2 separate regions of the Homo sapiens genome follow, and region 1 is linked to region 2. Evidence: chromatin contacts called from ENCODE Hi-C or POLR2A ChIA-PET data. All regions are on one chromosome and are shown on one strand. Each heading gives the region's core, a stretch centred on a gene start or an enhancer-like site at or near the end of the contact. The rest is flanking DNA. Distances are from core to core; before and after follow the strand shown. Region 1 holds the start of RNF2 (ring finger protein 2). Region 2 has its middle 15 kb from the start of IER5.

What was found. Hi-C counts contacts between places; a loop is a spot of excess contacts on that map. ChIA-PET counts read pairs that join two places held with the same protein, here RNA polymerase II (POLR2A). Pooled maps may share reads with other maps.
Region 1: a pooled map shows a loop between it and region 2 (2.5-fold over the local background). The contact joins the promoter of RNF2 here to the enhancer-like site in region 2. A Hi-C loop is called at or near these places in 2 of 50 pooled maps. POLR2A ChIA-PET finds 5 or more read pairs at or near these places in 2 of 52 experiments (activated T-cell and endothelial cell of umbilical vein).

The regions. Positions count from the first base shown.
Region 1 is chr1:185,040,206-185,047,183 of GRCh38, forward strand. It overlaps RNF2 (ring finger protein 2), which reads left to right and starts at 5,353. Exons shown (of 7, transcript NM_007212.4): 1 at 5,353-5,444. RefSeq lists a silencer at 4,983-5,242.
Region 2 is chr1:181,100,122-181,106,411 of GRCh38, forward strand. No RefSeq gene overlaps it. Among named protein-coding and RNA genes, the nearest start is that of IER5, 15 kb to the left of the region's middle. RefSeq lists silencers at 4,819-4,878, 4,899-5,388, 5,649-5,698 and an enhancer at 5,232-6,126. Within about 2 kb of position 4,655, at least 29 of the 41 ENCODE cell types and tissues checked have a DNase peak (open chromatin) inside an H3K27ac peak, as active enhancers do.

The sequences.
Region 1 (6,978 bases), core at 4,103-6,602, 3.9 Mb after region 2:
TTTTCAAACACGTTAGTTCATTATTTTAATAAAATGCACTAACAGATGTTAGGCAGAATGTGGCCACATCTGGGACATATAAAATACCATTCCAAATCTCCATGGGAGGGAAATAGCAATATTGTTTAGTTTTCCTCAAAAGTCTTTCTAACTAGCCCATCTCATTTAACCTGTTTAACTCCTTTAAGTTGGACAGTTAGCAAATAAAATATCACCTATTATTTTGGTTGTTTGGGGAATAGAAAAAGGAATTAAAGTGCCAAGGGAAGTATCACAAATAGAAATGCACTGTGCTGAAATACAAATAAAACTTCACTAGAGCTTGTGGCTAGAGCTATATTTTTTCAGCTGAAAAGGTCGTAAATCTCAAGTTGCCTGCTTCCTGGAGCCACCCTGAATTATAGGTCTCTCTAGGCCTTTCTACAATGTCCCCACTTAACTTGGCTCTTTCAAAGAAAGCACAACACATCTAAAAGATGGCAAATAAAGATTTTGGTAGAGGATATATTTCAACAATAGTATCTATACATAGTGGTTAAATCCCAAGCTCCTCCAGTCTTCTAGCTTACCTTTTACTTTTATTTTTGCTTTTTCTCTAAAAGTAAGTTTTCTAAGAAGATAAAACCATCACCTGCTAGTTTCCTATTAATGTATCAGCTTCTTGAAAATCATCTTGGCTGGGCATGGTGGCTCACGCCTGTAATCCCAGCACTTTGGGAGGCTGAGGCGGGCAGATCACTTGAGGTCAGGAATTCAAGACCAACCTGGCCAACATGGTGAAACCCCGCTTCTACTGAAAATATAAAAATTACCCAGGTGTGGTGGCACATGCCTGTAATCTCAGCTATTCGGGAGGCTGAGAAAGCAGAATCGCTTGAACCGGGGAGGCAGAAGTTGCAGTGAGCTGAGATTGCGCCATTGCACTCCAGCCTGGGCGTCAAGAGTGAAAGTCTGTCACAAAAAAAAAAAAAAAAGAAAAAAAAAAAAAGAAAATCATCTCTAGCTTCTTGAAAAAATACTACACTGAGGATTGGGATAAATGATAATGTTGAGAGGAAACTCCAGAGATGTTTGACTCATATACCACTTACTAGAAAGAAGAAAGATACTGCAGTTGTGTATGCAGCACAGAGTGGCAAGGCAGATGTGGCAGAATGGAATATATCTGGCACTTGGAGTCAAATGACCAAGGTCTGAGCCTCAGCTCTGCCACTTACTAACTCAATGTTTGGGAGAGTTATTGAGCTGCAGAAGTCACATTCCTGTCCTCCATAAAGTAGGAATAATACCTTGGAAAACTGTTCTGAAAATTCATGAAATAACAGATCTAAAGTTTCTTTATAAACTGTGATGCATACATAGCTTAGCATTAACAGGTGATTGGTGGCCTGCAGTCTTCATCTCAGATGAGCTGATAACCATTAAATACTTCAAGCATGACTGAAAATAAATGTATATGGTAGAGATAGAATAGGCAAGTGTGAATTTCCATTTAAGACACACTGCCTAAGCAGAGAAAGCCTCTGGAGAGACTAAACAAACTCTTGACAGAAACGTCCTCTGTTAAGTAATGAAAGTGAAGCAAACCAAGCTCATATGTGCTATTCTATTTCATATACACACTGGAGTCAAAGAATCCCATTCTTTCATTCTCTTAACACCTATTTATTGAGCATCTACTAAGTGCCAGCACTGTGCTAGTCTCTAGGTATCTGCTGGTGAACAAGATTTTTGCTTTCAAGGAACTCATATCCTAGTTATATTAATGTTTTTATTCCAAGTACTTAACAAAGTGCTTGGCACATACTAGATGCTCAATAAAAGCTGGTTGAACTAAACTAGTTTTAATTTTGTAGCCTGACTATAGCAGAATACCAGTTAAGAGGTGATTTTTTCTTTCATTTTTTTTTTTTTTGGATATGGAGTCTGGCTCTGTCACCCAGGCTGGAGTGCAGTGGCATGATCTCAGCTCACTGCAACCTCAGCCTCCCAGGTTCAAGCAATTTTCCTGCCTCAGCCTTCCGAGTAGCTGGGATTACAGGCGCCTGCCACTACACCCGGCTAATTTTTGTATTTTTAGTAGAGACGGAGTTTTGCCATGTTAGCCAGGCTGGTCTCAAACTCCTGACCTCAGGTGATCCACCGGCCTCGGCCTCCCAAAGTGCTGGGATAACAGGCCTGGGCCGCCATGCCCAGCCAAGAGGTGATTTTTATGATCACTTAGAGATACCTACCCAATTCATCATGTAGTTAACCTGATACTACTTCTGAAGTGTTAAAGGAAGACAATTTTTTTTTAACTAGAATTCATCTAGTCATCACCCATAATATACTTCTATTATGTAGTGTTAATTTAATGTTCCTCTACTTAAAATACAAATATCACTTCCAATTAGCACATTTAACATGCAGATAGAGTGTTACTAGAAAATGTTTTTTAGAACGATATCTGTTATGTCAGGTCAAAACATTAGCAAAAATAATGTGGTCTGGATATGTGAATCACTACTGATATATTTACTATGGAGTTTACATCGATATAATATACGATTAAAACAACAGGGAAGAAAATGGAAAGTCCACTCTATTTACATGGCAGTCAACTCTTAATAAGTAAGAGAGTTTACTTTTGAACGCATAACTTTCTTGGGGTCACTCAAGAGAACCAGTGTTACAGAATAAAACCTCTTAGAATTTTCCCATGGCATCTAGGAACCTAGTGGTGAGGTCAGGGTGGCTGACGTTAGCATTGTTCACCAATGTCCCCACTTCTCTTTCTGAACTCAGTTCAAGGACTCAGTCCCTTTGCAGATGTGTGGGGCTGTACAACCAGTTCTGGGCAATGAAATGTGATCAGTGCTCTCTTTTCCAAGCTAAGGCTACGAAAAATTCACGGGGATTCTTTAGCCATTTTCTTCCTCTGCTGCAGAGAATAAGTTTCTGTGTTCCAGGGTGGTACAGCTACAAGATGGTGGTGTCTCTATCAATCTGGTTCCTGGAGTGACCAGAACAGAGTGAGTTGGATCCACATGAAGCATGAAGCATAACCAAACAATAACTTTTGTTGTGTTAAGGCATGTAGATTTTGGAGATGTTTGTTACTATACCATAACATAACCTTTCCTGATTAATATAGTCAGAGAAGATCCAGTGCCAAGTTTCTGAGTAAGAGATAAAATAGATAAAATGAGTTCCATTAATTTGTCAGTAGTGTTTTTCATATTAAGGATGTTAGCCTGAGGTCTAGCTTTTTAATCACATTTAATCCAGATATCCCATAAGTTTTCCGTTTTTCCACTAATTCTCCTGTGAGTCTTTTTTAAGCACTATATTTAACTTTCATCCATAAAGTTCCTGCGCTTTCTACAAATCATCACTTTTCTCAACATCAATTGAATTGCTTAATCTAACCACACATCATGATTTTCAAAGGCATTTTAATTAGAGCAAAAGTTCTAAATTATGAACACCTGTCTTCCTTTAATTGAACTACACATGCACTCGTCATGAAGGAAGAAGGGAGATGCTTCTGCAACTGCACTGTTTCTAGAAAGTGGACTTTCACAAGAAGGGAGAAGCAGAGCTTCCCTGATTATTTTGATTTTGTTGTTGTTGTTGTTTTGTTTTGTTTTGAGACGCAGTCTCGCCGAGACACCCAGGCTGGAGTGTCATGGCGCGATCTCGGCTCACTGCAACCTCTGCTTCCCAGGTTCAAGCGATTCTCCTGCCTCAGCCTCCCGAGTAGCTGGGACTGCAGGCGCGTGCCACGACACCTGGCTAACTTTTTTTTGTATTTTTAGTAAAGACAGTTTCACCATATTGGCCAGGCTGATCTCGAACTCCTGATCTCAAGTGATCCGGTGGCCTTGGGCTCCCAAAGTGCTGAGATTACAGGCGTGAGCTACCACACCCAGCCTTTTTTTCTCCCCCCACATTGGAGGAAGAGTTTAACCTTGAAGGGCTTGTAGAGTCAGATAACTGTCACTTGTTATTTAAAGTTATAGATAGTAGGCAAAAGCTTTCAAGCCACTGAAAAAGAATAATGCTTGTTTTCTTTGATGGATTGTTAGGTAGCATATATAATGTGCTGTATTTAACACCTGTCCTTTTTCTTTCCACCCATCCAAGGCGTCAAAGGCCATCTTAAATCCCGGCTCCTCAGGAAATCATCCCCAAACACACCAGCTGGAATTGATATTTTTCTTTTCCAAATTCCTATGTAAATTCATGTCATTTATTTGGAATTGCTTATAGAGAGTTTCAGAGCGTTAAAGAACTGGAAAGGACCTAGGATTCAATACAATTCTCTCATCTCGCAGACGAAGAAAATGAAGTGCAGAGGAGCTACGCAATCTACGTAAGTCACATAGACACACATTGGAGGCTATGAACCTAGTTTGCCCAATTCCCACTGCAGTCCATTGGTTTATGCCTCTATGCCTTCAGATTTACGGTCTGGTATTGCTGGTTATCTTCTCAAGAGAACATGACATCTCAACAATAGTACATATAGAGATCAGGGAACTTTCAATTCTTCGTTACTTCTTCAGCTCATAATTTATATGCATTAAATGTCGGATAATTTACTGGAGACTAACTGGCTGTGTTTTAGGTAATGATTACATCTATTAATCTATTACTTCGTAAATCCTCAAGTTCAGAAGGTAACACTGGAAGGGGCCAAGGAGGTAGGAATAAAGCAGCAGCAAGGTAAATAGTAAGAGCTGATGACCACAATCAGAATGTTAAGCTAAGTTTAGAGTGGAAGGTCATTTTCCCAGGAGCAATTACACTTGCAGTTTTATCCTGCAAGGATGAAAAGTGTATGTTTGTTGTACGAGAGCGGAAGGGTGCCGAAGTTCATGTGAAGTTCTGCAAACCAAAGCCTGATGAGGATTTCCGCCGGGTGGGACAGGTTTAAGAGGACGAACTCATGAGAAAGAAGTCTGAGCCCAAACCCCAGAAGCCGGCCAGGAAGGTGTAAAGGGTGGGCCGAAGCCAGGGCAGAAGAACCCAAGCAGAAGGTTGAGCACGAGGTGGCTGCGCCGTCATCCGGGCGTTGCCCGGGGGCTACGTCGGACCGCGGTGGGCGCCGGGGGGGCGTGGCCGGCCAGCCCAGGGCGGGGCGGTGGCGCGGGTTCTCCAGGCCAACACGCGGCGGCGCACCCTCCCTCGCGCCGCGGGCCTCCCCGCGCCGTGCACGTCCTCGTCCCGCGCCTCCGCCCCTCGCTCGCTCGCTCCTTCCCGCCCTCCCCGCAGCGCCGGCCGAGCCGGCTTCCCCTCAGTCTCTCATGAATATTGAGCGGCCCCTGTTGTATTTCCCGAGCTCCATTGCGGAAGCTGAGGCTCGCCATATTGTGCGGCGGCGCCGGCGTCCGCGGCAGCTGATACCAGAGTCTTGCTCCGGCCGCGGCCAGCGGAGCCCTGGGCTGGGGCAGGAGCCGGTGAGTGGGGCGGGCGGGGAGGCGAAGGACGCGGAAGCAGCGGGCCGGGACACGCGTCTACTCGGCAGCGTTGCAGGCGACTGACGGGGGCCCCGGAGTGTGGGGGGGGTGTGTGTCCGCGGGGGTGTGAAGGGACATGGCGCCGCCGCCGCCCCCGGCCGCTCTCGCGGCGGAGACGGCGGGTGAAGCGGGTTCTCATTGTTCCCGTGTCTTCGAGGGTCGTGGGAGGGAAGGGAGCTGGTTTGCGGAGGACCCAGTCAGCGAAGCGCCGGGATTCCTTCCTTCGCCGCGAGCCTTTCGCTGCCCTTTCCTCTGCGCGGAGGCCGGCGCTGCGGCGCGGTCCCCTCGCCTCCGGGGGCGGGGGCCCCAGCCTCTCTGCAGCCCTACTCCGGAGGCGGACGGAGTGGAATGCGAGTTTTTTCTCTGGGCTTTCGCCTCGCAGCTAGGGATGTGTGTCTGCATCGTGGGGGTGGGGTAGGGGGCACTTTGTGCAGATATCGCTCCTTCCTTCTGGGGGGTCGGAGTCGGGGTTCCAGTGTAGAGGAGCTCCTCGACCTCGGGGTTCCTCGGGGAGACCCCTTCAGCTTCACACATTCCTGGAGTGCCGCCTCCTGCTCTGGAGTATCTGTTGCTGCTTTCTAAAACCGTGAGCTTACCCAGGAGGAGTCGTGGGGGGAGGGGGTGTCTTGGTTAGTTTCTGCGGGAAGATTCGCGTTTTGAACCGTGTCGTTTACGCTGAGATGCTAGTACCCACTTTTGCCGGGAGCCCACGTCCTGCTGGTCAGAATCGTTTACCTTCTACAGAAGTCTCCTTCTTGCTTTCAGAGATGGTGTTAGTAAAAATTGATCTCAAACTTTGAGGTTCATTCCAGTTATTTGCCCGCTAAGATCAATTATAGACTCATCTATTTGAAGCCCCTTTGGGTATCTTTTTCGAGGCTGTCGGAAGTTTTAGAGAATGTAACTTTACATTGTAAAATGATTTGAAGATGTCAGGTTTCTTTGAAGTGCCGTGAAAAGGATATACATATGCACTCAGTATTTTAGTAATACGCTGTTTTTCAATTAAAAAAATTAAGGCATGGTTTCAGTGTTCTAAACCGAGGATATGTTTAAAACGAATGTACGAGCGATTTGCATTACATAATCTACTTTTGGTAATTCCAAGATGATCAGCTGGAATACTTAGTCTAATTGGTAGCTAATCTATCTGTTTTGTATTAAGTGCAGTTGTTGAATATTCTAATAACTGAGGTGGGTGTGAGAGTTTGCTTCTTATAGTGAAATTTGATCCTTGGATTTATAAAGTATTTAAATAGCAGCAATATGACTCTTGGTTATTCCCTTTTTCCCCTGAAATTTCTACTTTTCACAATCAACAAGTATCTTTAAAAATCTTGATTGTACTCTTAAACTACTTTTTAGCAAAATAATAGGTAGTTATAGGTGACTCCTTTTTCTAGGGGTAGCACAGCAAATATGGTCCCTCACTTTTTGTAAGGATTGTAGTTATTTTCCTCAGGTATCCTTGTGG
Region 2 (6,290 bases), core at 3,405-5,904:
AATTAATAGCTCCACTTGGTAGTGGGATCCTTTCATGCTAAAGGTGTGAAAGTGATTTACAAACCGGCATCATTACTGGACCTTTGTCACAGTTTGCTGAAAAGATAAGGTGAGGCTCTAACTTGTTAGTCTTTGCATGCCTAGACCACCCAGAGACAAAACTCAACCCAGGGCTCAAAATTCCTCCAGTCTGTTTGCTCTCTGTCCTAATTAGTGAAGCTATTTCTAAAAACAAACAGATATCTCGTCTCACAGATTCCCTCGCCCCACTGCTATCTGCATTTAGTGCCTTCTCCTGACTTGTCTGATTCTTCCACTCGCATTTCTTCTCAGGTACCAGGGTTGCAAATCTTGGCCTTACCCCCTACCTCCACCCCCCATCCCCCATACCTCTTACCAACACATCTAAACACTCGTTAAGCTCACAGCATTATCTTCACAATGTAGTTCACTTCTATTCCTGCTTTCTAGTTCCCACTGATACCATCTTCGTTCTTCAAACACTTCTTAGTCTGTTCTCCATTTCGCGTCAAAGCCCCCCTCACCCCCACCCCAGCCCTACCTTATAACTAATGGATTACTCATCTGACAGTACAGTTTTGGTGATGTTATCAGTCTCTGACTCAAAAGCCTCTAATAACTTCCCATATTCTCTATGAACTCCTCTGCCTGCCAGTCAGCCTTTCATTTAGCCATCATTTATTGTCTACTTTGTGTCAGGCACTGGGTACAAAGATGAGTAAGGAAGTTGATATCTAGAGGGAAGAGGGATGAAAAATGGATCATTACAATCCAGGGTTAATACTACTGTGATATAGGAATACTGATGAGGAATACTTAACCCAGACAGAGTGTGAGGGAAGGGTTCCTGCGAAGAGGAGGTTATTTCTGCGCTGAGTCGCAAATGGCAAATTGGACTTAGCCAAGTAGGGAATAAGGGGGAAATCATTCCAGGCAGATAGAGCTGCATGTGCAAAGGCCCTGAGGCCTTGAGAGCTGGTAGGAGCTGAACATCACAAATGCTTCCTTCCTTCTGTTTGGAGCACGGGTGTGAAGAATGGCCCTGAGGATTAAGAGGGGTCAGATTGCAAAACACTGGGCATGCCATGGAAGGGGGTTTGGTTTCACCTTAAAAGATGTGAGGGAGCCAAGGAAGGCTTTTAAGTGGGGCAGGGGAGCATGGTCCAGTTAGAGGGCTGTTCAATAATGCAGGTGAGAAATGATTGGGGCCAATAGCAACAGTGGCACTTCTCCTGAGGCATCTATCGTACATTGCCTTGTTATTTGTGTACATATTTTAAAATTTCCTGAAATGTCTTACCTCTCTTATTCTCACCAAGTTGTAAACTCTTTGAAGATAAGTGCTAGACCTTAATCTTTTCTATGTCAAAACCTTTTCTGCCAGGATCTGCTCTGGTATCAGCAGAACCAGAGACAGTGAAAAAATGGGGACTAGCCTAGAAGCAGTAGGCAAGAGGGAGCTCCCCAGCCAAAAGAGAGAAAGGAATGTGAGGTTTCTTTTCACTCCGACCCCACACTTCCTGCAGCCCAGCTGGGTTCCCGCTCTAGTTTCTGAGAAGCAAGGTCTGAGTCACCTCTTTCTTCCTAAACTCCCCTCTTCCCCAAAGGGATTGGAAGGCTGGAGGGGTACTGAGTAGGAAGGATAGCAGGCAGCACCATCTGATTCTATCCCCTTCTTGCCATACAGACAAACGGCAGCGATACTGACAATGGCCAAGCCCTGAAGACCCTAGCCAGAATGTAACGTCCACCTCTCATCCCTGGGACCCGGCTTCCACTGGGGTGGAATTTCGCTTGGAGAGTAGGCAGAGGGGGGTGAAATTAGCCTTGAGAAGCTGGGTGGGAGGTGTGGGGAGGAGGGCTTGAGGGAAGGCAGGGAGTGGAATCAAATAATTTGAACCACTTCTCGGGTTACCGGGCTCTTCCCTGTCTTTCTGGTAATTGCTTGTTTACTCACTTCCTGGTTCTCAGAGGCTGTTGGACTCCTGCTGTTCTGGGAGTTGTGGGCTTACCTGACCCCCCTCCTCCCCACACCTTCTCCACTGTATAGAACCTACTGGGAAGGAACAAAGACCAGAGTTCAAGTCCTAATGAGGTCTCCAGTGAGGCAGAGATGATAGTCTTCATTTGGTACCAGGCAGAGAGATGCTGAAATCCCAGAACCAGCCCTTAAATTGGCTGTTGGCCTGGTACTCAGAATGAGTACCCCTGGGAGGTGGGCAAGCTTCTGGAACCTGGTTTCTGGGAGAGGGGCTCTAAGTGCAAGGGCCCTACTGGGCCTATTTTGTCCCTAACCTACAGTCCCTCCCCAAGAGAGCATCTGAGTGCTGTGATTTAATAAATAATAAAAGTCAGAGTAAGGATATATGATATACACAAATACGCATATTGTACCCATAAAGAAAACAGTAGACAAATAAATCCTCCTATCTGACTATAACTGGTAAGAGCTTGTACAAATGTTCCCAAAAGGAGACAGATATTAGCCCCTTCATTAGTTAAGGTCCTTATCTGCATTTCTATGGTGAGGGATGATCATGTATTCATTTAAGTATGACTCTGTGCCTCTGGAGACAGAGATTCTGCGAAAACATTGATTAGGGGTAGGACCTTGCTAGAAAAAGTCATAGGTGTGCAATTCATATCTTCTAATTAAAGCACATTATCACTTACTTACAAATGGTTAGGGCTTTAATAAACTAACCCCTTAGGAGACCCTAGCTAGGTCCAAAAACAAAGATAATTTTCTATAGAAGGGTCAACATAAAACTAATGGAAGAGTTTACTATTGCTTTTCCTTAGGCACATTAGGTCCTTAAGGACTCTTAGCCTTGATCTCTAAGTTCAGGTCTCCCCTTTGGCCAGGGCCCTAGGGAGGCCATGAGTCCTTGGGAAAGTGAAAGCAAAGCTGAATCTCCAATGGCATCTGGGACATCTCTGCCCCTTCCTTCTCTGTACTGTACCCTATCCTCAGCAGCACTTGTGGCTCCCCCAAAGCCATGTTTTCCCAGTCTTCCCCTGCCTGGGCCACCCTTCCCATTTACCTGCTGGGCCAATGAATCCTTGCAGACTTTTCTACTTGATGTAATGATTTGTTCACGTTTCTTTGCTTGACCAGACTGTACCCTCTCCACCTCTAAATCATATTCATCTCCTTATCCCTCGAATCTAGCCCAGAACCTGGCAGATGCTAGGGACTAGATGTTGTCTGGGGAGACTCTAGTTCTAGTTCAGTCATTCACAATCTGTGTGACTTTCAGCAGGCCTTTTAATCTTTTTGTTTCTTAGCTTCTTCATTTTAAAATAAATCTTGCCAATTCCAACTTACACGGTTACAAATTAAAAATGAGACAACTGTGGAAGTGCTGAACAAAACGCCAGGTGGTGGAGGTGGTAGGAGGGGCGCTTAGCTCCAAGCGAAGACATATTTGTCTTAGTCTGCTCTGGCTGCCATAACAAAATATCACAGAGTGGTTTAAGCAAAAAAATGTATTTCTCATAGTTCCGGAGCCTGGAAATCTGAGATCAGGGTGCCAGCATGGTCAGGTTCTGTTGAGGGCTTTGTTTCTGGCTTGCAGATGGCCGCCTTCTTGCTGTACCCTCACATGGCAGAGGAGAGAGCGAGCTCCTAAAGACCCTATTTCCAGATATAGTCACATTAGGGGTTAGAGCTTCAACACATATGAATTTTGGGGAAGCATATCCATTCCACAGCAATGCTGAAGGAGATTCATCAGCACATAGCCCTTCAGTCCTGTTCCCACCTCCTACAGCTTGCAAATCTGAAGCACCCCACCAACTCCGTATTGCAACTACAGTAATCATGACTTGTATACCAATTTATAGATGTTTCAATAACTAAAGCATTTGTATAACATATCCTATGGCTTACGAAGAATATTTCATACAGTCTAATCTCATTTTCACAACTATCATCTCACAGATGAGAAAAGCAAGGCCCCAATGGCCAGCCCAATCTTATTTCCAGGTCCTTTAACTGTATACCTTCAAACTCTTTAGGCCACACCAAAGTACTCGGTTGTAACCACTTCAAAGAAAACAGGGCTCTAAGAGCTGGTGAAGTCTAAACTCTTCAGTTCCTCCACTGTGACCACAGCTGACCGTCTTTACTTGTTCTATTCGCTCCCATATGAATCCTTTCTTTGTGCTCTAGAATTTTATGGAGTGGAAAATATATATGGAACGAGACAACATTCTTAGAGGAAAGGACTTTACAAATGCGAAGTATTAATATTTTGTTTGATATGGGCACTATTTTCAAAGGACCCTGCATACTTTCTGTGTTTCTTTGGGATGCCCTGCCCACCCAGGACAACTGAAGGAGCCGCTCTGGTTTTAATTGCAGCAATTCACCAGACAGTTTAGAACTTTCTACGTGCCAGGGCCTCTGTCCCCTGCAAAAGCTCACATTCCAAACAAGTCAGGTGTAGGCTCCGCTCCTAGAGAGGGACGGTGTGAACAGAGCTAACTGGGTCGGCCTCTCTCCTTCCGACCTCCTACTCCCCTCCCAACACCTCCTCGCCCAGAACGTCTCAATTCTGACCCAGACACCCTGGGAGGCCGAGAGGCTCCTTTTGGATCTGCAATACACCCTCCTCACCACAACCAACAGACAAAACGCGCGAGTGCCGTGCAAGGTGGAAACCCTTCCCTCCGGGGGGCGATCGCCCCAGTAGGGTGAAGCAGGCCTCTTTGTTCACGGGATGCCTCGCTAGCAAGCCGGCGGCGGGGGCGTTCCCTGGACCGTGAGACCCCGGCTCCCGAGGACGCCTCCCGTGCCGCCGCTTCCCTCAAGCCCAGTGCCGCCAGCGGCCAGAGCTCCGGATTCCTGCCGCCCCCAGCCCACCGGCAAGAGCTGGCTTCATTTTCCCAGTCCCCCTTTCATCTGGCCGCACAGGCAGAGCACCGTCCGCTAAGGTCTCCTCCCATCCCAGCAGGAAGGGCGGGGAGACCCGCGGAGGATTTAAAGGGGCGCGGAGGTCAGGAGGGCTGGGGGCGGCTCCGCGGAGAAAATGGGGCGCGCTCGTCCTCTCCCGCAGCCTCGGCCGCCGCGAAGCTTCCTCCCAGCTCCCGCCTTTCCGGGCCCGGCGGGCCGAGGGGGAAGGGAGGCTTCCTGCGCCGGCGCCCGCGGCTGCCCCAGTGAGGTCCCGCCCGAGAGCAGGCCCAGGCGGGGGCTGGGCGCGCGGCGCGGCGCTGCGGGCTGGAGGGCGGGGGCGGGGCCCGCCGCTTTTAGAGTCACCTCCCGCGCGCCGCGGCCGCCGTTGCCAGGGTGACCGGGGGAGCTCCGTTGTGGGGAGGCGGCCGCGGCGGGTACCGGTGGGCGGAGCTCAGCGGGCGGGGCGGGGCGGGGCGGGGGCGGGGGGAGCTTCCTCGTCGTCATGGGAACGGCGCAGTTATTTCCAGCCCCCGGGCCGTGCCAGTGGCGCGGTGCCAGGATGCGAGAGTATTGCAGGACAGCGGCAATCTGCTGCGACCTGGGACATAACAATGCGCCCCTTCTGCAGCGCTGGGCCCGCCGGCGAGAGGTCTCGCTGGTCTGAGGGGCTGGGGCCGCCCCCGCGCGTCGTGTCTCCTCTCGGCGCTCTTCGGCTCGGAGCCTGGCGGCTCAGCGCGCTCCCGGCTGCACGTGCTGCCCCCGCCGCCGCCCACGCCAGACAAAGCGGGGCCCTCCCGGGCGTGTTTCCTAGGCGCCCCCTTCCCTCGATGAACCCTTTGATTTCTTCCTTCTTCTCTCTCACTTCGTTCCAGCCCCCTCAACTGCCTCCTGGAGCGCCTTTTTTGTGTGCTCGCCATCTCACGTTTGGCCCTCTCTCCAAAGCTCTGCCTTCACGAACGCCTCCATTTGACCTTCCCCCTCCGCCACTCTCTGGTCTCCTTTGGTAGCTTTATCATTACATTTGATGGAAGGGCGACTCTCCCCTCTCCTATTTTCAGCTCCACATTACCTTTTGTATTGTCCTCTCCCCTTCCTATTGGCATCTTCTTTCTGTCCTTGCCCTTTTCAAGACTCTTCCAGAAACTCTCTTGATGTCTCTGCCTCTTTTCACGGTTTCCTTTCCACTTTTTCTTTTCTCTCTGGGCTGTGGGACAGCAGAAGGGAGATTGCAAATGGCTACCTAGATTGAGTGCCCCTTTTACCTCACTGACGCCATCCTTTTTTCTGTCACCTTGAGGTCACATTATTTGGGCACCTTGATGAGGCTTTGGGGATTCTACTGCCGTTGCTGCCATTAGCAGTCTCTTTGCTT